Regions from separate parts of the Mus musculus genome. Here all the other regions are linked to region 2. The links are chromatin loops, found by intact Hi-C in ENCODE. Cell type or tissue: heart. All regions are shown on one strand. Each heading gives the region's core, and the rest is flanking DNA. Links, peaks and the distances in the headings are about the cores only.

Region 1 (5,411 bases), core at 1,883-4,382, 490 kb after region 2:
CTTGAAATGTGACAAAGATGGAAACTCTGGCCTCCAGATGAGATGATACATCGCAGCGACAGTGTATCCCAGGAAAGAGGAGAATTCCATGAGTAGAATGTTCACCAGAACGCCAAAGTGTCACTCTCTTTCTCCCAGCCAGGAGCTAGTGCTGTAGATGTAAGGCAAACCCCTTGCCATTTGATGAATGGACATTGCGATAATTAATATATATATATATATGTATAAGTATATAAATGTGTATATATATATTTCTATATATAATATATCATATATGGATGTAGATGTAGATATACACACATATACATACATGTTTGTATATATACATATATATACATAAATATGTGTATATACACATATACATATAAATTTAGTATAAATCTATATTAATATAACAATGCTTATACAACCAAAGACAAACAAGTGCAAAAGAGAGATGGAAAATACATTAAGGCTAGTGGTAGGATCTTTGTGGTAGGATCTTTGTGGAGAAGTAGCTGTTAGGGATAGTAACCATGGGTCTGAAAAGTGCATACCTAAAACATTTTTTTTTAATCTATCGCCATTGACTTAGAAGGTGATTATATCACCTTTGTTTGCATCCTTCACTAGCAACTGAGAAATTCTGGTTGTTCTGAAGTTAGGTTATGGCTTGATTTTTGCTACAAGTTTGCTGAACTCCTCCTATATTGCTGCAGAGCATGGTTCTGACCAAGAAGAACGTTCTGTTTTGAAGTTCTGAAATAAGGCAAAAGGCCCTTTAGAAATTGGCTATTTATTATGAAATAACCTAGGCTAGAAGAGGAGTAAATATAGGTGAATGCCTAGAGGCTGACTCTGACCAAACTGCAGACATTTCTCAAACCAGGAATCCATCTCAACTAGGACACTGTGAACCCAGGCCATGGAAGGTAAAACAGCTTCTTTCCAAGTGAGCTGAAACCTAGTGGCAATTCAGTGGAGTCTCAACTAGCCACAGCGATGTCCGACAAAGTGTAATGTTGTTTATTTCAAACAGGGAGGGGCAGCACAATGACATAAAACAGTACTGCTCTACCCAGGCTTAGCTGATCTCGTAACCCTGGGCTTTTCCACCATTTCTTTAGGTTCCTGGTGGAGTTTAACCTGTGCAGTTGGTGGCACTCCGACATGACAGCTAAAGGTAGGTAGTGACTGGGGTTTCTGTTTCTTAGTGTGAGTGATGAATCCCAGGTCTCTGATGCTCTTCATCAGGGATCCACTGGCTTGCGTTAAATTAACCATGTAGGACGATGTGACAGTTCTTCAGCTCTGTCAGCAGAGAGGGAGCCTCTCTCTGCGAAGCCTATGCCACATGCACTGGGACACAGAATGGTACAGATCCTTTCAGGCCAAGTTCACTTTGACCTGTTTCCTCAGCAGGGGCAGAGGAGCCACCCTTTGTCAGGGTTTGAAACCTTCAGAAAGCTGACAGGCAACATGAAAGGCCAAGAGATGCAGACAAGCCACCACCCCTGGCCAGGCTGGAAGAGTGGATCAGCACTCTAGCTTTGTCTGCACAGCTGCAGACACATGAGTTAATGATCTGAGTGCTGGGTAATGAATACTCTCAAAGGCCCAAGTCTGCAGTATATCTAAAGTTAGGCTTAACTTTAGCAAATGAATCGATCTCACCAAGGCTCACTTTCTCTATAATTAGCACAGTGTCTCTGTCTTTCTGTATTCAGTCTCTCGGACTCTTTCTCTGTCTCTCTGTGTGTGTATATATGTGTGTTATAAGTCATATTGCCTGATTACAAGAGTAAATGGGACCTAAGATGCTACTATAATTAATTAATTAATTAATTAATTAATTAATTGTAACAGATACTGGTAGAGCATGTTTATTATCCTAGTCTAGAAATTCAACGTAAGTGAGTAACAGAGATTGGTAAGAAGGTTGACAAGTCACTCACAATGCCAAATAATGACTTCTTAAATATCTCTTAATGTGAACAGTTTAAGATTCTAATTCACCCACCAAAAGGTCTATTATACCGGTACTGCAAAATTTTTAATTAAATTTATAAAATATTGGTATGCTTAGATAGCCAGATGCAAGGACTCATGCATGTAGGCCCCTCAGCTACTCAGAAAGCTGAGGCGGGAGATTGCTGTGAGTTTAGGAAGAGGAGATTAGCCTGAGCCACAAAGCAAGATTCATACTCTTTACCATAAAAATATATAAAATGATAAACAAAATCCAAGACAAAAGACTAGTGATAGGGATACAGTCAGAAATCCACATGAAGAATAGGAAATTAGTAGACAGAACAAACTACAACTCATAGCGACAGCAAAAAAGACTATTATATCCACTAAAGAAATATTACCTCTGGTATGAATTTGCTTTTGTTGATATTATTCACACTGTATTTTTTAAAAGGTGGGATGGAGCAAAAGTAAATCAGTATGGCTTGAGGGCCCAGGTTACAACTTGATTAGCCTCTCTACACCATCTTTCTATGGTGCCGGTAACTGGGAACAAGGACCCACTCTGTTTAAATGAGGTTGTGCTGCCTCTGCAGTGGCTGTTAGCTGGCAAGTTGGACCCTACCTGTGCAGGCAGGTCTGGGAACCTCTGACTTCCCTGGTGCCTAGTAAAGGTTCATTAGATATGGTACAGGTTTGAAGAGGGCACTGAACACATGTGCATGAGTCTAGTGTAAAAGTGTGTGCTCATGCTTTGCGGGGTGGGGTTAACTATTTCTTAAGAGTAAGCTTTGTGCTGAGGGTAGTAGATGCATCATCTTTTGGTGGTTAATTTTTATCTTGGCATTCCTCTTCACAGTTGAGGACAGTTTTCTCTCAGTAGTTTTTCTGTACAGCTGAGAATGATCCCAAACTTTTGATCCTCCTGAATCTATATCCTCCTCTCCCGTGCTGGGATGTTTGTTGGCTTTTTTATTCAATGCTGAGGAGTACATCTTCCTGAATGGCAGACAAATAGTCTACCAACTGAGCTGCATCTTCAGTCCTCAAGAAAGGCCATCTTTATGTCAATTCCACTGCCAGAGCTCCCATTCTCACCTTGTCCTGTCATCTCAAACATCTATGCTAGTCCAAAGACTTAACAATTTCTTTCCTTTCCCTTTCCCTTTCCCTTTCCCTTTCCCTTTCCCTTTCCCTTTCCCTTTCCCTTTCCCTTTCCCTTTCCCTTTCCCTTTCCCTTTCCCTTTCCCTTTCCCTTTCCCTTTCCCTTTCCCTTTCCCTTTCCCTTTCCTTTCCTTTCCTTTCCTTTCCTTTCCTTTCCTTTCCTTTCCTTTCTATATTTTAAGAGCCCATTACTGTGATCCTTGCTTTGTCTGGAGCTGTACTGTTTAACTGAAGGGAAGCTCTGTCTCCCAGCAGTCACTGCAATATCTGGGGACAGTTTTGATTGTCATAGCTTGCTACTGGCATCTAGTGGGTAGAGACCAACATGCTGCTAGACATTCTACAACACTCATGACAGCACCTACAACAAATGGATAGCTGAGCAAGTAGTGCCAGCATCGAGAAGTCCTGGCCATGATGGAGGGCACAGATCAGGGCACAGTGGCATGAATTCTGTAGACACTCTAGAAGGTTCCCACTCTGAGCATTACATCCCCTATTTCTTCACAGGCTGCCCCAACATGGATGAAAATTATAATGCTCTGCCTTGAGAGTCTTCTTACACCCCACCTCAAAGATAATTTCCAGATGTCCCTTTACTCTAGATAGACCACCAGTTCTCAACCTGTAGCTCTCAACCCCTTTTTGAGGTCACGTATCAGATTTCCTGTATAACAAATAACTTACAATATGATTCATAGCAATAGCATAATTACAGTTATGAACTACTAACAGAATAATATTACAGTTGGGGGCTACCATAACATGTATTAAAGGGTCTCAGTATTCGGAAAGTTAAGAATCACTGCTCTAGACTGTGACACCTTCATCACACAGATTATAAGGAAAGCTAAGAAAAGCTGGTCCTTTATGTTGCTACCAAGGGTATGCTGGCATAGAGCATAATACCAGAGTGCTGGGAAACTTTCGTAGATCCCCTTCAAACTCCTTCCTCCACCTTAGCTGAAAGGTAGCCACTGGTATTACATATCACCAGATCTCTCTGAAGACACAAGACATGTAGATAGGTAAGAAGATAGAAGCAGAAAGAGAGAGGGAGGGAGGGAGGGAGGGAGGGAGAGAGGGAGAGAGAGAGAGAGAGAGAGAGAGAGAGAGAGAGCACCAGCCAGCGCCTCAGCTGACTTTCTTTGAGCATGATGTGGATTCCTGCATGGGAACTGTCTTACTCAGCCCACTGCCACCTACTTTACTGGGCATTAATATGATTTTTGCTACATTGTATATGAAGATGCTGAAATGGATGTGTGTATGTGAATTCATCCAGGGGATGCTGTTGTGAGAACATTTTGTTAAAAGTCTGTGTAAATCTTGAATTTCGTGCAGGGGAGGAACGGTCTTAGAACCATCTTGACTTGCAATTCATTCTAAATTTACCATTCTCTCACTAGATAAAGACTCTGAGCTGAGACATACGTCTTTGTTTTAGCTAAAAATGGAATCCATAATTATACTGTTTATCTGCCTCATTTCCTTGATGAGGGGGACTGTGGAAGCCCGCTTCTACTTGATTACCACAAAGGTCTCATTTGGGTGAAATTTCACAAAGAGAATGGAGCTTGCTGGCACCCTGTTATGGATGGGGATGTATCCACAGGACAAAAGGAGAGGGAAGCTATTCAAATGGCAAATCTATCCATTCCCGATTGCCTGCCCTTAATTACTGTGAACCCAAGCCGGTTATTCTCATCAGGGACATTTGTTGCTAAGGGGAAATTCAAGCAATCTGATTGTGTTCATGTCCCCTTGAATGCTCTCTGGGGAGCGAGTGGTGGGTCATGGTGACTTCAGCTTCAGACACCCCTGTAACTGGAATGGGAGACAGATCAGAGTATCTGCAAGTGTGGCTCCGGGGTGAGACTGTCCAGGTGCACACTCACAGCTGCATGCCTTTGAGCAGGCATCTTACTTTCACAGATTTTTGTGTCTTTGTCTGCCAAATTATGCAGTAGCAGAGCTTTGCTTATTGTGTGGTAATGAAGGTTCTGTTCACAGATGCACTGTGGCTCTACGTGAAAGCACATCCCGACATGCTGCTGAAAGGGCTTAGTTAAGTAAACTGAGATGGTAGAAGGGTACCACATAGTGTAGAGCACATGCCTAGTATAGAGCATGTCTTGGATTCCATCCCCAGCATAGCAGTCAATCCATATTTAAATACATAAGATTATGACAAACCATTCTTTGTAGAACTTAAGGCAGACTATGTCCAGATTCTGAGCCACATCTGTCTCTTCTGGGAGAAGAAGTGACCTAGGCCAGCATCAGCATCTTTGAAT
Region 2 (5,411 bases), core at 1,532-4,031:
AGACTGGCCTACAGGAGCAAGAGTTTTTCATCACTTCATGCCATTTTGGTGTCTCAACTTCTCATGTTCAGAACAAAGTTGCTTTCCAGATCGGTTCCAGTTTTAGGTTTGCATGCCTTTCAGTGGGTTGGAATATTTAGGGACCAATGACATAATGCTTTTGTTTCTCATACTAAATGCAATGCCATTTTCTACTTTAAATATTTTGAATATTGAAAATAATTTCCTCAGTGGCATTAATTGTGAGGCACTTCCCCACTGAGCCATCCTTGCCTGGTAATATTGATGATAGCATTTCAGTATCACTGGCTGGCTCTGTCATTCACCCATCATAAAAACCAGCCCCCGTTAGCAAGCAGCTGAGTCCTGAGAAGGAAGTGCACATATGCCCGAGGGAGAGGAAGAGAGGCTGTGTCTTTCCTGGAGGAACAAGTGAATTTGTCAACTGTCAAATCTGATTCTCAATAGGTCTCTCTGTGTAACATGCTTTCTTTGATTTTCTTCTCTCCTTTCCATTTTACAAAATAATTTGTAACCGCAGTTGGCGGTGATGTCTGTTTGCAAATTTTATCCTTTGATTTCTTTCCACTCTGTTCAATCCGAAAAGCCACTGGAGACGGTGGGACAGGCCGCTCTGCTCCTTCCTGTGATGGATTCGCTTGTTCTTGTTGGCTTTTGCGTGGTGTCTTGCTTCCCAGCTTTTGCTATTCTTTTGCCTCTTCGTCCCTCTCCCTGCCTCTTCTCACCTCAGCTTCCCTTTAGTTTCTTTTCATTCTGTGTCACCATCTCTACATGGCTTCAGAGTGTGGAGTATCCACTTGGTGTGCCCGCTGCGCTGGGCAAGGATGGAGGTGGAGTACTTCCTGCTTGGTCAGCTGGCCTGCATAGTGCTACAGTGGTTGCCAGTCCATACTTGCTGCCTAACAAGCTTGTTCAGAAACGAGAAGGCAGTTTTTAAATTAGCAAACATTTGAGTCTCCCATACAGAAACCAGCCATCCATTTGGTAAAGAGGAGCAATGGGGTCTCAAGATTACCTCAGGATGCTATTAAAAATAAAAATAAAAATAAAAATAAAAATAAATAAAAGTAAAAGAAGCTGGAGGAGAGATGGCTTAGCAGCTGGGAGTACGTTTGGCTCTTGCACGGGATCTGGATTTGATTCCCAGCACCGACACACTCACGACCATTTAGAACTCCAGTTCTAGGAGATCTGACAGGTTCCTATGTGGTTCTCATCTATACACTGAATCAAAGCTGTCACAAATATAAGGAGATTCTAATAAACAACAGCAGCAAATTAAGTTGGATTAGTCTTTTAAAAAGTAAAAGGGAAACTATTTCTTTTGGCTTTTAGTCACTGCCAGTTTTCCTAGTCAGAGGGGACAGTTATCAGATAAAACAGAGAGCAAAATCATTGCATTTGAAATACAAATTATAAGTAAGTTTTTAATATTCACATATTTTGCATATATTGTATATGTCTATGGGGACATATTATGCCCTGACATGTGGAGGTCTCAGGACAATTTTAAGAATTGATTGTTGGGGAACGCCAGGGCCAAGAAGTGGGAGTGGGTGGGTAGGGGAGGTGGGGGGAGGGTATGGGGGACTTTTGGGATAGCATTGGAAATGTAAATGAAGAAAATACATAATAAAAAAAAAGAGTTGATTCTTCCTTCCACCATATGAGTCTTTGAGATTCAACTCAGCTCAGGCTTAGTGGTGAGCACCTTCTCTACTGAACCACTCGCTTCATCGGTCTTAAAAAAGTTATATTTATTATGCATCCTACACCTTTATTTGCTGAGTCTGGCAACCCTGTTTGTATGTAGAGTCAGGAATTTGGGATGTGTCCCCTTGCCACCAGGAAGTTCAGCCTCTAGACAAGACTCCAGGTTACTTACCTGGGCCTGGGATGGGGGTGGGGGTGGGGGTGGGTGGGGGAATCAGTTATTCCATAAGTCTCAGAGGCACAAAGAGCGGGTGTAGTGGATATGTGCCTTCAGTTCTCAACAGTGGAAGAATACAAAATCCCTGACCACCCTCCCACCCTCCCGTGTGCTCTGGCCTCCTGTATGGCACTGTGACCCCCACAGCATCTCCTGCAGGTCCACAGAGCCCCTGTAGCCAGGCTAAGAGTTCTTCACTTCCCCAGTGCTGGATGGTCCAGGCAGCAGGAGGCAACCAGCTGTTTTTACTGTATCCAGCCCAAAACATGTCATGCAGAAAAAATGTCAAGTCGTTTTGAAAAATGTCGGAGGTATAATGAGCCTGACAGGACTGGAGTGGCATTGGCCATGGTCACGTAATTACTACCTCAGTGTTTGTTTACCGTGCAGCCCTTTCTTCTTACACTGGAATTAAATCAATCCAAGCAACAATGCAGCTTTATACAACCCAGGTCTCAGCGCAGACAACACTTCTGCATTCCCAGGTCCCTGGTGAGGGTGATCTTTGCCAGGTTGACTAAGCAACTTAACGGATTCTTTCATATCCGTATCTTCAGACTAAACTCGAGCAGACTTATTAAATTAAACTAAATGGAGGTCACCTAGTTTTCTTCTGCAAGCAATAAAATGTTAAGATAGGGTGAGACACTGAGGTCTGAGATCTAATTTGAATTTAAGCTGCGGCCTGGCACCATACTCCCGAGATCCACTAGATGGCGCTGATGATTCACACCAATGCAGTCGAGACTTTTTTTTTTTTTTTTTTTTTTTTTTTCCACCCCCTTTTTCTTTTTCCTTTTTCTTTTTATGTGCTTAAAAAGGTTAGGCTACTTCCACATACTTCTTCCCTTTACCTCCTCACGTTTGACATTCTCTTGTGTTATTCAAATGGACATTATTTCTCCCTTCCAAGATCTTTCTACCTCTGTGAATTTGTAAACATAAATAATTAGAAGGAGGAAGATAAAAAAAGTCCGTCTTATTTAAACCATCCATCTCTTTGTTGCTCCATTCCTTGATTTTTTTTTTCAGGGTGAACCTCCTTGGGCTTTGTTTCCTTGACGCATTTGGTCAGCATGTCTTCACAAAACTTCTGCAGTTCCTTTAGATTTCCTTCATCTGGTACAGTTGATTTTCCTCTCGCAGATTTATGCCCCGTTTACTTTGGGAAAGGAAATATCTATCCTTAGCATTTGAGTTTTGAGGATTTGCCCCCAACAGTGGGGATCAGATGCCTGTTAAGGTCCCAGCCATCCTCACTTAGAAGCAGACTAGCGGAAAGCTCTCCTGGTAGGAGGGGCGGTTCCATGTGGGTTTGTGGGGCAGGTCTTCTTTCATATACAGAATAAATTCTGGGCCAGACAAGGACAACAAAAGCACAAAGACTGGCAGCTGTTACAGATTTCCACCCCTAATGAGCTACATTTTTTCCCCTAGAGCATGGCTAATATGGGATGGGTCCCTCAGATTTTAAAAGGAATGTTAAAAGGGAGTAAGGTTAGCTTTAATCAAGTTAAAAAAAAAAAAGTCCTAAAACTAATTTCCAGCCAAGCTTGAGACCCATGGAAAGTTCTCTTGTAAATATTACAGCGGCAAGCGGTTTCCTTTATTTTTCTTATGACTCTTGGTTCTCAGAAATCACATCACCTGATTGGCTGGGAGAGCAGGGACCTTCTGGAGGCAGGGTCTCTGTGCTAGACCTGGTATATGCTCTAGAGCTTGCCTTTATGGGGGAGATTCCAACAAGGGAGTGCATCTGTGAGAGATGTTCCAGGCTTCTCTGCTGCTCTGAGATTTATTTAACAGAAAGGAGACTTGGGGTGTCCTGGGGCTTCTAACCATATCAGTGTCCTGTCACCAACTGGGTATCAAATGGCAGTTTGCAGAGTCCCAGTCCCCATTATCTTGGCACCTTGCAGTATGAACCCCCTTAGATGGGAAATAGTTATCTTACACAGTGCACCTGGATATTTCTGTAGCACTCCTTTGAGATAATTGTCAAGTAGTCATTGGTGGATTCCATTATATTGCAGAAAAGGCAGCAGCCATGAAATAAAGATAGTGTAAGCAGGGGAAGGTTAGATTCTGCAGTTGTTGGAAAGATAAGGCCCAAGACTCCTGATTATGAATGTCCTGTCATTCTGTTTAGAAAATCAGGCAATGGATGTCCCCTAAGTGTCTACTTGACAGTTCTGAGGGTTGAGACTTGAGGGGGGGGTGGGGTCACATGGAAGTAGGAAAATACAAAGCTCCTCCTCCTTTCTCTACAGTATGAATTAACCGTATTTAATACAAAATGTCTTACAGCTGTACAACAACTTCCTGTGTCATTTGTCAGGAAATATGAAAAGATTTTCAAGCCCCAAGCAAATTTTGCCGTGAACTTAAATATGCAAGTTTGTGACCATTCACTGGGTATCTCTGTTGACACTGATTCTTCTCTGTAGATTTACCCTGATACAACGGGCTTCTCCTCTGTCTGTCTCTGTCTCTGTCTCTGTCTCTGTCTCTGTCTCTGTCTCTGTCTCTGTCTCTGTCTGTCTCTATCTCTGTTTCTCTGTCTCTGTCTCTATCTCTGTTTCTCTGTCTCTCTGTGTGTGTCTGTCTCTCTCTCAGTGTGTGGGACTGCACACTGAAATGTTCAGGAAAATTACCAATACTTTATCTCCCTTTGAATGGAAGGGTTGTAAGTATTGGCCTCGGTCAGGAGTGGTCATTCCAAGTTCTCTGCAGCTATGGGGTTGACAAAAGAAGGTCTAGTGGCTCCGGCACTTGCTGCAAAGCCGGAGTTAGGTCCCACATGGTGGGAGGAGAGGACTGGCTAGTGCACTTCCTTAATATGCTTGCACACACACACACACACACACACCCCACACACACACACCCCACACACATTACAGTAAGTGAATCCAGGTAATAGAAGTAGAGTTAAAACCAAAGCATCCCAGTGGATTTTTCAGCATTAGTGATTAACGATTCTTTGTTGTCAGAGCTGACGTTTGACATTTAAAAGTAATTGTCTTTGATTAAACCTCCCAGCACAACACAGCCAGAAGCTGGCTTAGTTCTAGACAGGATTTGGCTTCTGGAGGTGAACTGAGTATTCCAGGTCCCTTGGTTATGCGCAGGCCTACCCTCTAGTTAGGCTCCAAACCAGCTTCCCTTGTATTTGCTGTAGACCTGCGCTGATGCTGGCTAGCCTGTGCTTGCAGCCTTCATGGAGACCCTGGTAGTAGAAGTTGCCCAGTCTTCATTTGCTTATCAATATGGAAACTTGCCTATATTGACTAATTCATTAATCTGACAACTAACATATTTCTTTAAAATTTAGAGCTCTGAAAACACAGCTTAATGTGTATTAGCCATATCAAAACCCACAAATGTATCTTATTAGCAGAGTCAGAACTTACAGGACACAATGATAAGGTTGGTTGTTTAAATATAGTATCTCCCTAGAAGG
Region 3 (5,411 bases), core at 1,883-4,382, 1.4 Mb after region 2:
AGTTAACCTCACTGAACTTGTTCTGTATCTGTTATCAGCATTGTGATTGCCTAGACCAGCACTGATTAAGTTTTAAAAAAAAATCTAATTTTGTGCATTATTAATGGACAGTCTAGGGAAAAAACAAAGGCCTTTTTGTTAAGCAATTTGGAAAAATGTAGGATTAAAAAGCATTAAATGGTCCTCTTGTCTTCAGGACTTCTCAGAGCCTTTAATATAGGATGGAGGAGGAATTTTTTTCCAAATTGCTTGACAAATGGAACCATTCTGATATTACTGTATCTTATATAGCTATCACTTCGATAAACATGTTTTGAGAAATGCAAACCTAGATTATATCAACCTGGTATTTGTCTTGTTAGTCCATTCTCTGTTTTCCCACAGTTCACTGTGACCCACACTGATGGGGGACTAGTCCCTATTGACATAATAGCTTATTAAAATAATAGTCTACTTCACAAACAATTACATTTGAAAACACATAGATCCTGCCCCTGAGAAATAAGTCAGGGACCCTCGTTTGCAGCATAGTACTGAGACGTTCCCACATTGTGTATCTTGTGTCACAGTTCTAATCTATCTTATGCCAAAAAGTAACAATTAAGGTGTTATTATAACCCATTGCTCGAGGGAAGAAAACATGCTGTGTCCAAGAATTCTGTAGAGGCCTCTTCAATGTGGCAGAGCCTGCCCTCCAAAAGGAAAGCTGACAGAGGGCTCAGACTCATGGCATGCATTGCCAAGCTGGTAAGATCTTCCCAGATGCCCCCTTCAGGGCTTCCCTGATCTATTTGATCACATCCCTCCAGGTAGCCAGGAGTCACTTTTATAGAAAGTGTCATTTGGTTTTGACACATGGTCATTCTTCGTTGGTCCTCAGACCTGAGAATTTCAGAGGGAAGGGATTATACCCCACTACAAGCCTCTCTTTCTATAGATTAGAAAACTGAAGCTGGAAATGACAAAACTCGGTTGTTCAAGCCTACCCAGATCATTTGAGGTGATGGTTACTCCAGAATGCAGCCCCACTGCCTGGTTGAGCTCTCATTTCTCCCTTCTAGGATGGCCCAAGTCTCAAGGAATTGGAACAACACTGATTCCATTCACTACAGTGGTCACCAAGACTCAATCGGCTCATCTGTAAATGGCTTCAAAGACAATTAAAAACCTCACAAAGTTGTTGATACTATCAAACAAGTCAGTGTGTTTGTGATCAACTGGGCTGGTCACTGAATGCCTCTTTGTACTAAGAATAATGAAGCTGGGTTGGCAAGTCTAGAGAGCAGCCATGGGTGTCAGCCATGCTTGTCAAACAAGAGTACACCATGTCTGTTGGCTGGTTGCTAGATATCTGGTGCTGTTGGCTGGTTGCTAGGTATCTGGTTGCTAGGTATCTGGTTGCTAGGTATCTGGTGGAGAACAGAACAGATACCCACTCAGGACTACAGAACTCACTCCCTAACTGCCCTGAGTGTACCTTCCCGAAAGCTGCTTGACCAAGGATCACAGCCACCAAGACCCAAGGACCCATCAATAGGACACAAAGGGCAGGCAGCCTCCAAACTCAAATAGGATCAACTCCCTTCTAATAACTACTCCAGCTCCAGGAAGTGGCAGGGGTCTCTGCTGGGACCACACTGCAGCCTAAATTCTCCCTGAGCTCTCTAGCACACTCCAGCAAAGTTCGCACAAGTTCTTCTCAGAGTTAGTCTTTCCCAGAGAACTCCAAGAGCAACGTTGCCCTTGGCCTACCCCACTGCTCAGCAAACAGTAGCATTTGCCATCTTTTTGGTTGATTTTGCCAAACAGTCCATACTCATTTTCTATGAAAAGAAACATTGTGCATTTCCTTACAGGTGATGTCTTTTATGGATGAAGGAAACCGGCAGAGATTAAAATAACCGAAACCAGTTTTCATTGTCATTTAGAGAGTCCTAAACTTTGTAGGCTAAATTGACAACAGTTTTCTCGAGCACCAACTTACCACTTCTTGAGTTAACTCTATCTTTAAAGACAAAGAAGAGGCATACAGATCAGCAGCAGATCCTGTTTTTAAAGTACGGAAAAAGGTTTCTGGGCATGGTGGCATGTGTGTGCAATTCTAGCATTCAGGAGGCCGAAGCAGGAGAACTGGGAGTTCAGGCCACTCTTGGATACCTACATAGCAAGACCTTTTCCCCAAACTAAAAGACAGAAACTAAAAAAATAAAAAGGAATAAATAAATAGAAGTTAAAAAATGATAAAGTTTGTTTTTTTCTTTCTTATCATCCTAGGCCACCAATGTAAAATCCAATGCTGAGGGATAGAGGGTTTGATAGTTTTGACCAGTTATAGCCTACCTAGCATAGACTCACCTGCAGAGCCAATGAGAGCCACAAACAGCTCTTAGGGATTCCAAAGCACCTAGGATAAGGTCTCCTCTCTCCAAATAACTCCCTCTAGGCTCTTGGGCAGGTTCCATATTTTTGCTGGACCCTACTTCTCTTGCCAACAAAACAAGCTTACATTTAAAAAGGAAGAAAGAAGTCTAAGGTCTTTCCTACCAAGGAAAACGTATGCTTGCTTAACCTTGCAGGTTTTTTCCCCAGGCAACATAAATAAGAAAGATGTGGAGGTAAAGTGTAACAGCAGAGAAAATGTTAAAGGTGTCGTAAATTCAAGTTACCCAATCCGCAAATGTGAATTACAGGAGAGACTATTAAATGAATGGGAACAGGTTTTATAGCTATATTTTCCTTTTGCGAGGTTTCCAGATAAATCATTGCCTATGGCACTGACTGTCATTTCCTCAACCTGGAGTGTTCGAATGCATAGTTTAGCAGTGCCTTGGACAAGCCATAAGTCAAAGGTAACATTTTTAGAAATTAACCATGTCTAGGTCTCTGCCTTGGGTCATGACATGCTGACATAACAGCATCTGTTAGGAAGTGGGTGTGGCAACAGGGTGACACATACTGTGATTTGCAGATCCCACCCCACCCCCACCCCACCCGCCTCCAACTTCTGGTAGCAAGAAACATCTTAGGACAAAGCTGCCATCATCACCCGGGGCCAGGGAGAGCAGGTTTAAGTGGACTGCTGTTTTTTAAGCATGCTGAATTCGACTGCCCCCTAGAGGCAGCATGAACAGTATGCATGTGAGTTACATAAATTCTGTCTTGGAGACAATACAATTAATCCTTGCCTTTGAAGTGTGGGTTCTTCAGCAATGCCTCCATTTATCCTATAGTAGAAACACTTGGGTCCATGGGAAATCCACATCCATGAAGATGATCTCAACACACACCTTCACTTGGTGTGTTGTCAATTGATCTGTTTTGAAACAGTGTCTCACTATGTAATCCTGGGTGGCTACATAGATCAGACTGACCTTGAACTCAGAGATCTGCCTGCCTCTGACTCCTACATGCAGGAGTATGCCACCTTGTCTGGCTTGCAAGCACATGTCATTACTGCCTCATAGCTCAGTGGCTTTTCAAGTACAATTTACAATCCAGGTATTTTTCTTAAGGTGACATTGTCAGCAGCATGTTCTCAGAGTCTGGGCCTGACCATGAAAAACAAAAAACAAAAAACAAAAAACAAAAAACAAAAAACAAAAAACAAAAAACAAAAAACAAAAAAAACAAAAAAACAAAAAAACAACAAAAACAACAAAAACAAAAACAAACAAACAAACAAACAAAAAACCTAAAGCTTTGTCCTCAGTGGGACCTACAATTATCAGAGAAGCCAGAGCACCTCACTTACAGAGTGAAGACAGTCACACTTGCCCCCTAACCTCAAGGCTAATGGGCAACACAGAGCAGAGAACATGCATAAAACACTATTAGAAAAGTGGTTTACTACTCTGTTACTAACAACATGGAATACCAGCATTGATGTTAACACACAAGAAAAAGAAAAAGAAATTAAAAGATGCCTTCCGATTATAGCCCCAAATCTAGGAGTTGGGTTTTAGAGTAAACCTGCCAGGTCAAAGTTTGAAGTAATCAAAAGCAAGGCAGTCTCTATAGAGCTAGGTGCCCTCCTGATTCCAGAGAGGAGCACACCCTGTAAGGCCTTGCTGTATGCTTTTCAGCACTCCCTGGAGGTCCAGGAGGGTGGCTGGCTTTCTCTTAGACACTACAGTTCAGGCACCAAAAACTACACAGATGTGATAACATCTGAAAGGGAACCCCATCCTCCTTAGTAGCTGCCTCTGGGACGAACGAGAGATTATTGCATCATTAGAGCAAATGTCTGCTTACCCCACTCCAAGCCTGGCCATTCCAGCAGACTCTACCCTCGTGATAATGATGATTTCATTGAACAAATACATTGGATTAAATTCTGTGTGAGCCTCAGGTCTTGGCAAACAAATGCTCTCTTTACCAAGGACTGCCAAAGAGCCACTCAGAGAATGAAAACGAAAAAATCCCTGTGAGAAGGAGTGAGGCCCCGTGTCTCCAGGGGGGTAATTTAGTAGGTAGATTAGGCGATACTTGATTAAGAGTAAACCTCCCTTTTCTATGGATATATACAGTGTTTGTACAGAGGGGTTGAATGAAGTGGAGGATTAGGTCACAAATCCACAGGAAAAAGCCAAGGACTTTTCTCAGAAGAAATACACAAGTTACTCCACATTTGGAAAAACAGTCATACTTTATTGGGAGGAAAGAAAGGAAAGTTCACTCATACTATGGGGGTGGGAGGGACTCACTTGGCCCAGAACTGGTAGTCCAAGGACCCTGAGCAAGTCATTTGACATCTAACAGCCTAGTTTAGTAAGAGCCATGGTTTTCATTCAAGGTGCCAGAAGGTGACTGTTAAATGGTATTTTTCAAGACTGTATACAAGGATCGGATATAACAGAAGTCATTTGGAATTCATAGGGATTAGAGTGTAAAAGAAAACAAGTGTCAAAATAAATCCCAGAGAGAGAGAGACAGAGACAGAGACAGAGAGATGGGGTGGGGGAGAGATTTCTGTGGTAACCCTCAGTCCTCCCATGCCCCACCATCACCAAGCTAGCTGCCCATGTCTTCTACAGACACATAAGTACTTGAACACTTCCCATCATTTGAAATCACTAACAGTCCAGGTCACAGTGCAACAATGTAAGATTTATCTACAAACCAAGGGGATACCCAGAGCTCTACGCACCTCTATACATTGAGACAGAAAAGTGCAAACCAGGCTGAACCCCTCCAACAGGTTTAAAGCACGATGATGTTAAAATTTGATGAAACAAATGGAACAGATGTGGATTCTCTTTTCAAGATGAGTTGGGGTGACCTTTGTCAACTTTCCATATGCTGAAAAAGATGGCTGAAATGAAACCTCCCTAAATCACCTCGCACCGTGCCTACCAAACAGCCATGGAAAACTAGGAACTCAGTAAATGCAACTTGACAATGATGAATCTCTG

Evidence for each region. A loop is a pair of places that touch in the nucleus more often than their neighbours do. Peaks named below come from ENCODE experiments on the same cell type or tissue, not always from the same donor. Only the 100,000 strongest peaks of a DNase experiment are listed, where the experiment ranks them.
Region 1: it touches region 2 in a loop (3-fold over the local background); 4 of 42 quality-filtered maps call a loop at or near these places.
Region 3: a loop joins it to region 2, with 4 times the contacts of the local background. A loop is called at or near these places in 2 of 42 quality-filtered maps.

What each region holds. Positions count from the first base shown.
Region 1 is chr14:28,947,993-28,953,403 of GRCm38, reverse strand. Cacna2d3 (calcium channel, voltage-dependent, alpha2/delta subunit 3) reads left to right here. Exons shown (of 38, transcript NM_009785.1): 34 at 1,107-1,162. Among named protein-coding and RNA genes, the nearest start is that of Lrtm1, 68 kb to the left of the region's middle. In heart, for the core only: a CTCF peak has its summit at 3,422; no DNase peak of the experiment used is centred there.
Region 2 is chr14:29,440,546-29,445,956 of GRCm38, reverse strand. All of the region lies in intron 4 of Cacna2d3 (calcium channel, voltage-dependent, alpha2/delta subunit 3), which reads left to right. Among named protein-coding and RNA genes, the nearest start is that of Cacna2d3, 280 kb to the left of the region's middle. In heart, for the core only: a CTCF peak has its summit at 2,653 (motif pointing right); no DNase peak of the experiment used is centred there; H3K27me3 peaks cover 340 bases.
Region 3 is chr14:28,087,503-28,092,913 of GRCm38, reverse strand. The region is part of intron 15 of Erc2 (ELKS/RAB6-interacting/CAST family member 2); the gene reads right to left. Among named protein-coding and RNA genes, the nearest start is that of Gm34996, 210 kb to the right of the region's middle. In heart, for the core only: a CTCF peak has its summit at 3,122 (motif pointing left); no DNase peak of the experiment used is centred there.